Linked DNA regions of Mus musculus: region 1 is linked to region 2. A link is a contact called in ENCODE Hi-C or POLR2A ChIA-PET data. All regions are on one chromosome and are shown on one strand. The core of a region is the stretch at or near the end of the contact, and the rest is flanking DNA. Distances in the headings are between cores, read along the strand shown. Region 1 holds the start of 2410004I01Rik (RIKEN cDNA 2410004I01 gene). Region 2 holds the start of Kif18b (kinesin family member 18B).

Evidence for each region. Hi-C counts contacts between places; a loop is a spot of excess contacts on that map. ChIA-PET counts read pairs that join two places held with the same protein, here RNA polymerase II (POLR2A).
Region 1: POLR2A ChIA-PET joins it to region 2 with 19 read pairs in Patski. The contact joins the promoter of 2410004I01Rik here to the promoter of Kif18b in region 2. A Hi-C loop is called at or near these places in 1 of 37 maps with a recorded cell type or tissue (heart). POLR2A ChIA-PET finds 5 or more read pairs at or near these places in 3 of 5 experiments (Patski and embryonic stem cell).

What each region holds. Positions count from the first base shown.
Region 1 is chr11:102,962,208-102,966,573 of GRCm38, reverse strand. 2410004I01Rik (RIKEN cDNA 2410004I01 gene) reads left to right here and starts at 2,420. Exons shown (of 3, transcript NR_037963.1): 1 at 2,420-2,553.
Region 2 is chr11:102,922,598-102,926,873 of GRCm38, reverse strand. It overlaps Kif18b (kinesin family member 18B), which reads left to right and starts at 1,750. Exons shown (of 16, transcript NM_197959.2): 1 at 1,750-1,891.

The DNA of each region.
Region 1 (4,366 bases), core at 1,171-3,670, 39 kb before region 2:
AGGGGACAGAGGGACAGAAAGAGGTGGAATAAGGAGACTGGAAGCTAGTATAGAAGATGTGGGTAGCAAACAGAAGGTTGGAGAAGACCCACAGAATAACCATATATCCCAGCACATAGTACCTAGCACATAGGCTTCTTGCACATAGTAGGATAGCATGCCAGAAAGACAGACACTTCTACTCTGACCACTACGCTGAATTACTGAGTAAGGATTATCAGAGACACCACCTGGCCCTGCTCTCCCATTCTATTTTTCTTTATTTTTTATGGTTTCTTGAGACAGGGTTTCTCTGTGTAGCCTTGACTGTCCTAGAACTCACTCTGTAGACCAGGCTGGCCTTGAACTCACAGAGATCCAATTGCTTCTGCCTCCCTAGTTCTGGGATTAAAGGCTTGGGACAGCACTGCCCAGCACTCTCCCATTTTATAAATGGAGAAACTGAGGTCCAGAGAGGACCTCACATTCTCTAAGTCATAGTGATTTTTGGGTAAGTACCTGTGGGAACAGTCAGGCTTCTAAGCTCCTCCCCTATCACCTCCCATCCCTCCCTCCCTCCCTCCATGTACCTATCCACTGTCCTGTCATTCGAAGAGACACAAGCTCTCATTCAGCCAGAGCTGGGCAGCCAAGGCAGGGTCCCAGCCTGCAGCTTCAAGAACTTTGACCTGGTGTCTGGTGAGAATGACAGAGGAACCAAACAGGGTAGCAAGATCCTCAGAGAGAAAAGGTGTCCTTTGGCCATCACACACAACTATGGTTCCTCAGCAAACCCATCATCGACCTATACCGACTTGTATAGGGGATCAAAAATCTGTGTGACTCGGGAGGGCTTTCAGTGAAGAGCTGATGTCGATCTGGGCTTTAAAGGATGGAATCAAGGAAAACGTGGCTGTTGAGACTTCTCCAGTAAGGCCAAGGGAAAGTGCTGGAAAATGCTGGGTGTTCAGAGAGGCCCTGACTGCCCCTCTTCTCTGTCCCCTGAGTTCTGAGAGGAGGGGACAGGAATATTAGGATGTGGAGAAGGGATGGTGCCTCTATGGAAGCGTTTCCCTTCTGAGGTAGAGGGATGGAGGATGGGGCTAGTCTGGACAAACAGGTCAAAAGCTAATTGGTGTGGGGGGAGGGGAGGGGCTATCGGCTTTCTGCTTGCCCCCATCCACCCCCATCTATGTCTCCTGCCTCTGATCTTTTGTTCAGGTGGGCCAGTCACAGTCACGGGAGGGCAGGTATCAAGTGTGAGATCTTTAGAAGGCCTGGGTGGTAGCCCTAACACCTGACCTGGGCTCAGCCAAGCACGGGCTGGCTGCTCACTGTGACCCTTCATCCTCCATATCACTCGGGGTGCTGGGGGAGGGGGGGATGGCAGTAGGGGACAGGGAGAGGGAAGAGAGACCTGACTCACACTTAGCCCACATCCTCGGCGAGACAGTAAGGAATATTTTTAGGAGCTCATTAAACAGGGAAGAAAGAAAGGAAAGGGAAGGAAGGAAGAGGAGGACTATGCATTATTTTTCATCCGAGTGACAGCTCAGAGCGCTTCCACTGGAACTGTCACGCAAAAGAAATGGCATGTCTAATATTATTATGGAACGGGAGTGCGCCAGCCCGCGTGGAGATGCGCGGCGTGTGGGAGGGTGCTTGCGCCACCAGTGAGCCACACTGTGTGGTGGTGAGACCAAGGTGAGCCTGGGTATGTGACACCAGGCTAGTGGGGGGGGGGGAGTGGAGGGGGAGGAGTGGGGGGATAAGGATAACTTCATGTAGGCATTGGATGCCTGGGATTTTAATGTAGGAACAACTCTGTGAAACTATGTGTAATGGGGCGTGCAGTCTGTGTACAACTGTGTAATTGGGTGTGTGTAACTCGAGTACGTGAGGTATCTCTGGAATGCTTGTACCTCTGGAACTGGGGGTTGGGGGCAGACTCGCAGGTGAGGGAGCAGCCAGAAGCAGAATCGGTTCCTAGGTGACCCCCAGAAGAGAGTAGAGAAATGGAGAGGATGAAAGGGGGGCCTCACCCACCTATCCGTGTCTTTGAAGGAATAAGAGCTATGGTTGGAAGGTTGTGGGGCAAATACTGACCCCCTGTTGTGAGTTCAAAGTTCTTGGATGGAGCTCCAAGTACTTAGAAGTACTTCCCAAAGATGATCTCACTGGATTTCCAGAGCGCTCTAGAAAGGCAGGCCGTTATTTTCATGGTCTGGGTAAAGTGGGCCGGAGGTATATGACACGCTGTCTGACAAGTACTTCCCTGACATCATGGAATCCGGGTATCAAAACTAAGATGTGACTTCTTGAAACGTCTAGAGCTGAGAACAAGAAGGTGGCCGAGGAGACTGGGCATTAGGAAGGCTTCTCGGGACTTGTTTGGAGTTCTGTGAGGATCTGCCAAGATGGTGAGAACCCAGAGCACTCTGGGAAAGAAGGAAGCCAGAGAGATACAGGGAGGGAGACAGAGCCATGCAGCAGGGCCGAGAGGAGGAGATTCGCTACTGTCAGCGGCTGAGCTGTGGCGCGGGCCTTGCCGACTCGGTAACTAAAGCCAACCTCGTAAGTGGCTAATTGATTTCTGTTCCCTGATTAAATGTGCAGCGCTTTACACGGCAGCAGAAGGAGGTCAGCACTCCCCCCACTTCTCCAGCGCGCCTCGTGCGAAGAGACAAAGAAATTGATTTTCCAATCGATGCTCTGAGCAATGATTAAATGTTCTCTGCACAGCGGGCCTAATGAGTCCCAGAGGGGCGTGCCGGCCCTTTAATTAGAGACTCCTAGGGGGCCTGGGATAGGGGCTGCTCTAGAGTGAGGGGACCCTGCCAGAGAGGACTCCTCATCTCCAGGGATTTGGTGGGCTTGGCCTCTGGGGCAGCATCCTGGTCTGAGAAAAGGGTCCCTGGATAGGGACCCTGTGGAGGCGTCACTGGGAAGTCTCCATCGAGGGACCCTCCAACAGGGAGATCCAATGGAGGGGCTGAAGGGCTGAGAGTCCCTGAGCTGAGCCTTCCAGGAAAGACCTGGGCTAGGAGACTTGGAGATTGCACCACACCTCCCCTTAGCCCCAGCAGAATACAGAGACCCATCCGCGTGGGCGTGATCCAGGGCCTCCACCCGGTGGGCTGGGTGCTCAGGCCCGGGCCAAGACCTCCAAGTAGACAACAGTTCTCCCTCCGGTCAGTCTAACTCCTTCAGCAGCAGAGACCCAGACAGGAAATGAATCCCCCTCTAAGCGGCTGCTGCGTTTTCATTACCCAGCTGCCCCATTGGAGGAACCGACTAAAGACTTTAGAAATTCAAATGAGGCTCTCCGGGGAGACCCGGGCTTAAACATTCCCCTGCGCAGGCGGCTTTATTGAAGGAATAAACTATATTTGCAAAGTAAGATATTGGGGCTGTCAGTTTCTCTTAGGGATATAATGAGATCCTGGGAGGGAGGGAGGCAGCAAGATGGAGCTCCCGAGGGCGGGAGCCCCAGGCTGGAGCTCGGAGGTGAGCTGGCTCCCAAAGGCCAGCCTTGCTTCTACTGTGGAACCCAGACTTCCTCCCCAGATCCACTATTCCACCTCCCTCTCAGTGCTGAGAGTTAGAGGCTTGGTGCCTAGGGAGAAAAAATAACATTGCTCTGGCCTGGAAATCCCAAGACAGTAGAGGCCTCTCCAGTCTCCAGGCAGCTCTGCGACTTACCTGTCTGCTCTCCTACTACGGATTCTCTACAGGGAAAACAGAAGTGGGCATGTGGGCTGGGGCTAGTTGTATAACCAATTTTTTTAAGGTTTATTCACATTTACTATATGTAAGTACACTGTAGCTATCTTCAGACACCCCAGAAGAGGGAGTCAGATCTTGTTAAGATGGTTGTGAGCCACCATGTGGTTGCTGGGAATTGAACTCAGGACCTTTAGAAGAGCAGTCAGTGCTCTTAACCACTGAGCCATCTCTCCAGCCCTAGGTGCATGACCTTGAATAAGATACTTAACCTCTCCATGTCTCAGTAACATATCTGTAAAATACTAATATCTCCTTCATAGGGTTGTTGAGAAGATTAAATGAATTACTATATATAAGGTATTGGGCATGTTACTTGCTTATTGCATAACACTCAAAAAAAAATCTTGCCGGGCAGTGGTGGCACATGCCTGTAATCCCAGCACTTGGGAGGCAGAGGCAGGTGGATTTCTGAGTTCGAGGCCAGCCTGGTCTACAAAGTGAACCAGGACAGCCAGGGCTACACAGAGAAACCCTGTCTCGAAAAACCAAAAAAGAAAAAAAGAATCTCAGCTACTATTAAGAACTGGGTGGGGGCGAGGCATGTGCTCAGCTGGGGTGGTGCTTGTCTAGCCCACACCAAGTCCAGGGTAATCCCAGAAAC
Region 2 (4,276 bases), core at 501-3,000:
GGCTCCAAGGCAACTCTTATAAGGACAATATTTACTTGGGGCTGGCTTACAGGTTCAGAGGTTCAGTCCATTATCCTCAAGGTGGGAGCATGACAGCATCTAGGCAGGCACGCCTCAGGAGGAGCTGAGAGTTCTACCTTTTCATCTGAAGGTGGCTAGGAGAATACTGACTTCCAGGAAGCTAGGACATGGGTCTTAAACCCAGGCCCACAGTGACACATTTACTCCAAGGCCACACCTTCAAATAGTGCCACTCCCTGGACCAAATATATTCAACTCACTATACCCAGCATGTTTTAACTATACCCTGTATCATCTTATGTTATTATTAGTTATTAATTCTCTTCTCCCCCACCTCTGTCCCTTTTCAGGAACTCCCTATAGTTCAGGCTGATCTAGTATTTACCATGTACATGAAGCTGGCTTTGAACTTGTAACATTTTCCCTCTCCTGCCTTGGCATGTATCACAATCCCCACCTGTGATAAATATCTAAGTTTTTCCTATAGACTGGGAGCTCTGTATATCACATATCACTGTAACCTCTGAACCTGTCATAACAATCGTTGAATGAATCTGAGAACACCTAGTGCCATTTTATTGAACATCTACAAGGTGCGTTATTCACATTACGTTTTTTTTTTTTTTTTTAATTTTTACTTATGGGGATTTAGCTCAGTGGTAAAGAAAAGGCCTTGGGGGCTAGAGAGATGGCTCAGCGGTTAAGAGCACTGACTGCTCTTCCAGAGGTCCTGAGTTCAATTCCCAGCAACCACATAGTAGCTCACGACCATCTGTAATGCTCTCTTATGGTGTGTCTGAAGAGAGCAACAGTGTACTCATATACATTAAAAAATAAATAAATAAAATGAAAGACCAAGCAAACTTCACTCACTCAAAAGAAAAGGCCTTGGGTTTGGTTCTCAGCTTGGGGTGTGTGTGTGTGTGGGGACGTTTAGGGCGCAAAAAAACAAAACAAAACAAAAACAAAAACAAAAAAACCAGATTTACAGTAAGCGAGGAGGGAACTTCTTTACCAGGAAGCTATCATTAAACAACTGTTCCTTTTGGAGACGGAGAAGGCAAGAGTATTCAGTGTTCTTGTATCTTTGTACTAACCCTAACTTCATGTAATTTTGTTGTTTTTGTCCTCACTAAACTAAGTGTGGTGAATAAATAATTTGAGTCAAGTTATCCAGTATTAAATGACTCTACTAGCTTGTTCACAGTTGTGGTGAAAGAAACCCTACAGTAACCTTTACATGCCCCAGACTTGCTCACAACGCCACCATGAGGACAGTTTACTTGAGAGAGAGATCGAGTAAAGTTCTCATGTAGCTCAGGCTGGCCTGGAACGCTCTACCTGGAGGGTGGCTGGTTTCGAACTCAAATAGATCCGCCAGCCTTTGCCTTCTGCGTGATGGGATTAAAGGCACGAGCCACTCTGAATTGGAGGGTGCCTATTTAAGCCACAAAAGCAGGTTTTAAATTCTGTCGAATGTGTGGTCGCTGTAACCGCTGCTGAACTCAGCCCACAGACCACAGAGACGGGGCAGGCCCCCTGGTTACACTGCTAGAGACTCGATTCTGGTGGCAATTCCGCTCCGTCCGGTTTGATTTGGCCAAAGAAACCCAAGGCGCGCAAGAGAACTAGTGCGCAAGCGCACCCCCGGCTGTCTTTGTTACTTAGGAAACAGCCAATCAGCGAGCCGGGCGGTGACCAATGAGAAGCGCGGATGAGCGGACCGGCTAGTTTGAACGCGCCGCGCCGGAAGAAGGTTGGTTCGGTGGAATCGGGTGTGGGGGAGCTCTCTCCTGAATCCGAGGGCTCCTGTCCGAGGCGGAGGGACGCGTAAGCGACCCCCGACACCAGCACCGGGAACCGACGAGAGGTAGGCTTTGGTCGACGGTGGGGCGGCCCCGCGGGCTCGGTGCAGAGCTGTCGTTTGCGCGGGCTCGCTGCAGTTGTCTGGAACCCGAATCAGCACTTGTTTGGGCAGGTCAGGGACGAGTAGGAGGGCACTTCCTTTACACCGAGAATGCAGCCGATCGTGATCTCTGCGTCCCACGGTCCGGGGCCCATATTAAGTCCTCTCATGTATACCCGGTCCTTTGAAAGGTGCACCCGGCTCCGTAGCAGCTACCCCTCCTCGTGTGGGAGGTGGAATTGGGTCTTTCTACAGGTCAGAATTGGAGATCTGGGACGCCCGGCAGGAGAGAATGGGAGAACCACTCCGCTCCTCTTGTCAGAGCTGATTACGCGGCTGTGTGTGTACCGAGGGAGGCAGCTTGGTTACTGGGACACTCCTAAACACTGGCGAGCATGAAAGAAAACCAGGCCTCTATTAGTACCAGGATGATCGAGTCTTTTAGCCTTGGACATTTGAGCTACTGTGACAAGTACAAGGTAGAGCCTGTTTTGTGCCAAAGAACTTAAAATACTGGTTTGTGTTGGTTTTGGTGGTTCAGTGCATCATAGGGAAATGATGTATCATATAACTTTACCAGCGGTGTCTAATATTTGTTGGGCACTTAAAAACCGAATGCCATTCAAGCTTAACACAAACCTGGTGAGACAGATAATTAAAAAATATTACAATTTGCATGTTGAGAAACGGAGGCACAGAGTGTAGTTAAGCTTGACTTGGGAGGACATATATAATTTTACTTTTGTGGATGAGCTTTTTGTTGTTAACAGCGCTTCCTTCAATGTCCCTATCCTATTTCTTCCATGCCTATTTCATTATGGAACCATGCCCTCTGCCAGTCAGGATTTTAAGGCATCTCATTCTCCATTACTTTGTTTTTATCTAATTTCGCTCCATTTGTACCTTTTTTTCTCTCATGGTCTAGAGATCAAACCTAGCCCTAATACCTTTTTTTTAAAAAAAAGTATAGAAGCATCATATTATTAGAGACATTTGCAAAGCTTTTCTCTTATCTAGTGACACAGCAACTGAAATTATCATAATATTGTATAAACTATATTCTCTCTCCACAAACAGTTAAGTTATAAATACAAACTAGGCATAGTAAAATAATCCCAGCCCCTGAGAGAGAGGCAGAGGAGAAGAGTCTCTGAGTTTAAGGCCAGTTGTATTGAGACTCTTTCAAAACACCACACACACACACACACACACACACACACACACACAAATACAAATGAAAAATTGAATTCACACTTGGGAATTTAAAACAAAAATACACTGAAGTCAGTTAAATAGATCATAATTATAGTTAAAAGAGAGCTGGCATGGGGTTAGGGGTGTGAGCTAGTGGCAAATGCTTCCCTGGTATGCACTGAGGCCTGAGTTTAGTTCTCAGCACCCTCACCACGGTCCTCCCAAAATAGAAGCTATAGAAATTTTTAGTTGGTGTGAGGTCAATGAGGTGATTAAATTAGCTTAAAATTTACCTTCACACAAATGAAAACAAACAAACAAACACTCAATTCCCAGATATTTACAGTCAATTAGAAAAGCAAACCTTTTCTTTCCATCTTAAGAGTCTAGATTTTATTTTGAACGCGATTAAAATTACAAGTCTACCCTTTTTATAGGTGTGCTTGTAAAAACCTCATCTAAAACCTCAGGAACCAGAAAGTAGCATGTTCAAGGTCCTAAGTTCAGTCCTCTGCACTGCCAGGGCTCAGTGTCTGCGAGTGTGGGTCAGGGTAACCTGGGGATGGAGACAAATGCCATTAAGCTAACAAAATATGAAATGACAAAGAACATTCCCCTGTAAATGAGTAAAGATGCGAGAACACTCACTATCGCTGCTTCCAGCCGATCCTGTTCTAGGATTCCTAGCCAGTAAGACAAGAAAAATAAATCACAACTTATAAGAGGGAATAAGCAAGGCAGACATAGTGGTGGCGTGTGCGTATAGTCCCAGCACTTAGAGAGCAGAGGCACCAGGATCTCAAGGCCAAGCTGAGCTGTATATCCAGATCAAAGAAAAGGAAAAACAAAAGAAAGGCATCAACTATATTATAGCTCAGCATTAGGACATGTGCAGCACCCAGCACTGGATAGAAAAAGCATAGCCTATGTAAGATATTCTACTTCAAAAGCAAGCTGTGTGCAGGAGGGTGCAGTTATTGTAACACACTGCTCTATGGATGCCAAGGTGAGGGATGTACAAAGCCCAGAAGCTGGGCAAAAAAAACCCTACTAGATTGACCTGCAGGTAGAACTAGTGCAAGGATGGAGTAGTGTCTCGGTGCGAGCTTAGATTCTAGCCTTGCCTACTATCTATTTGATGGGGTATCTTTGTTC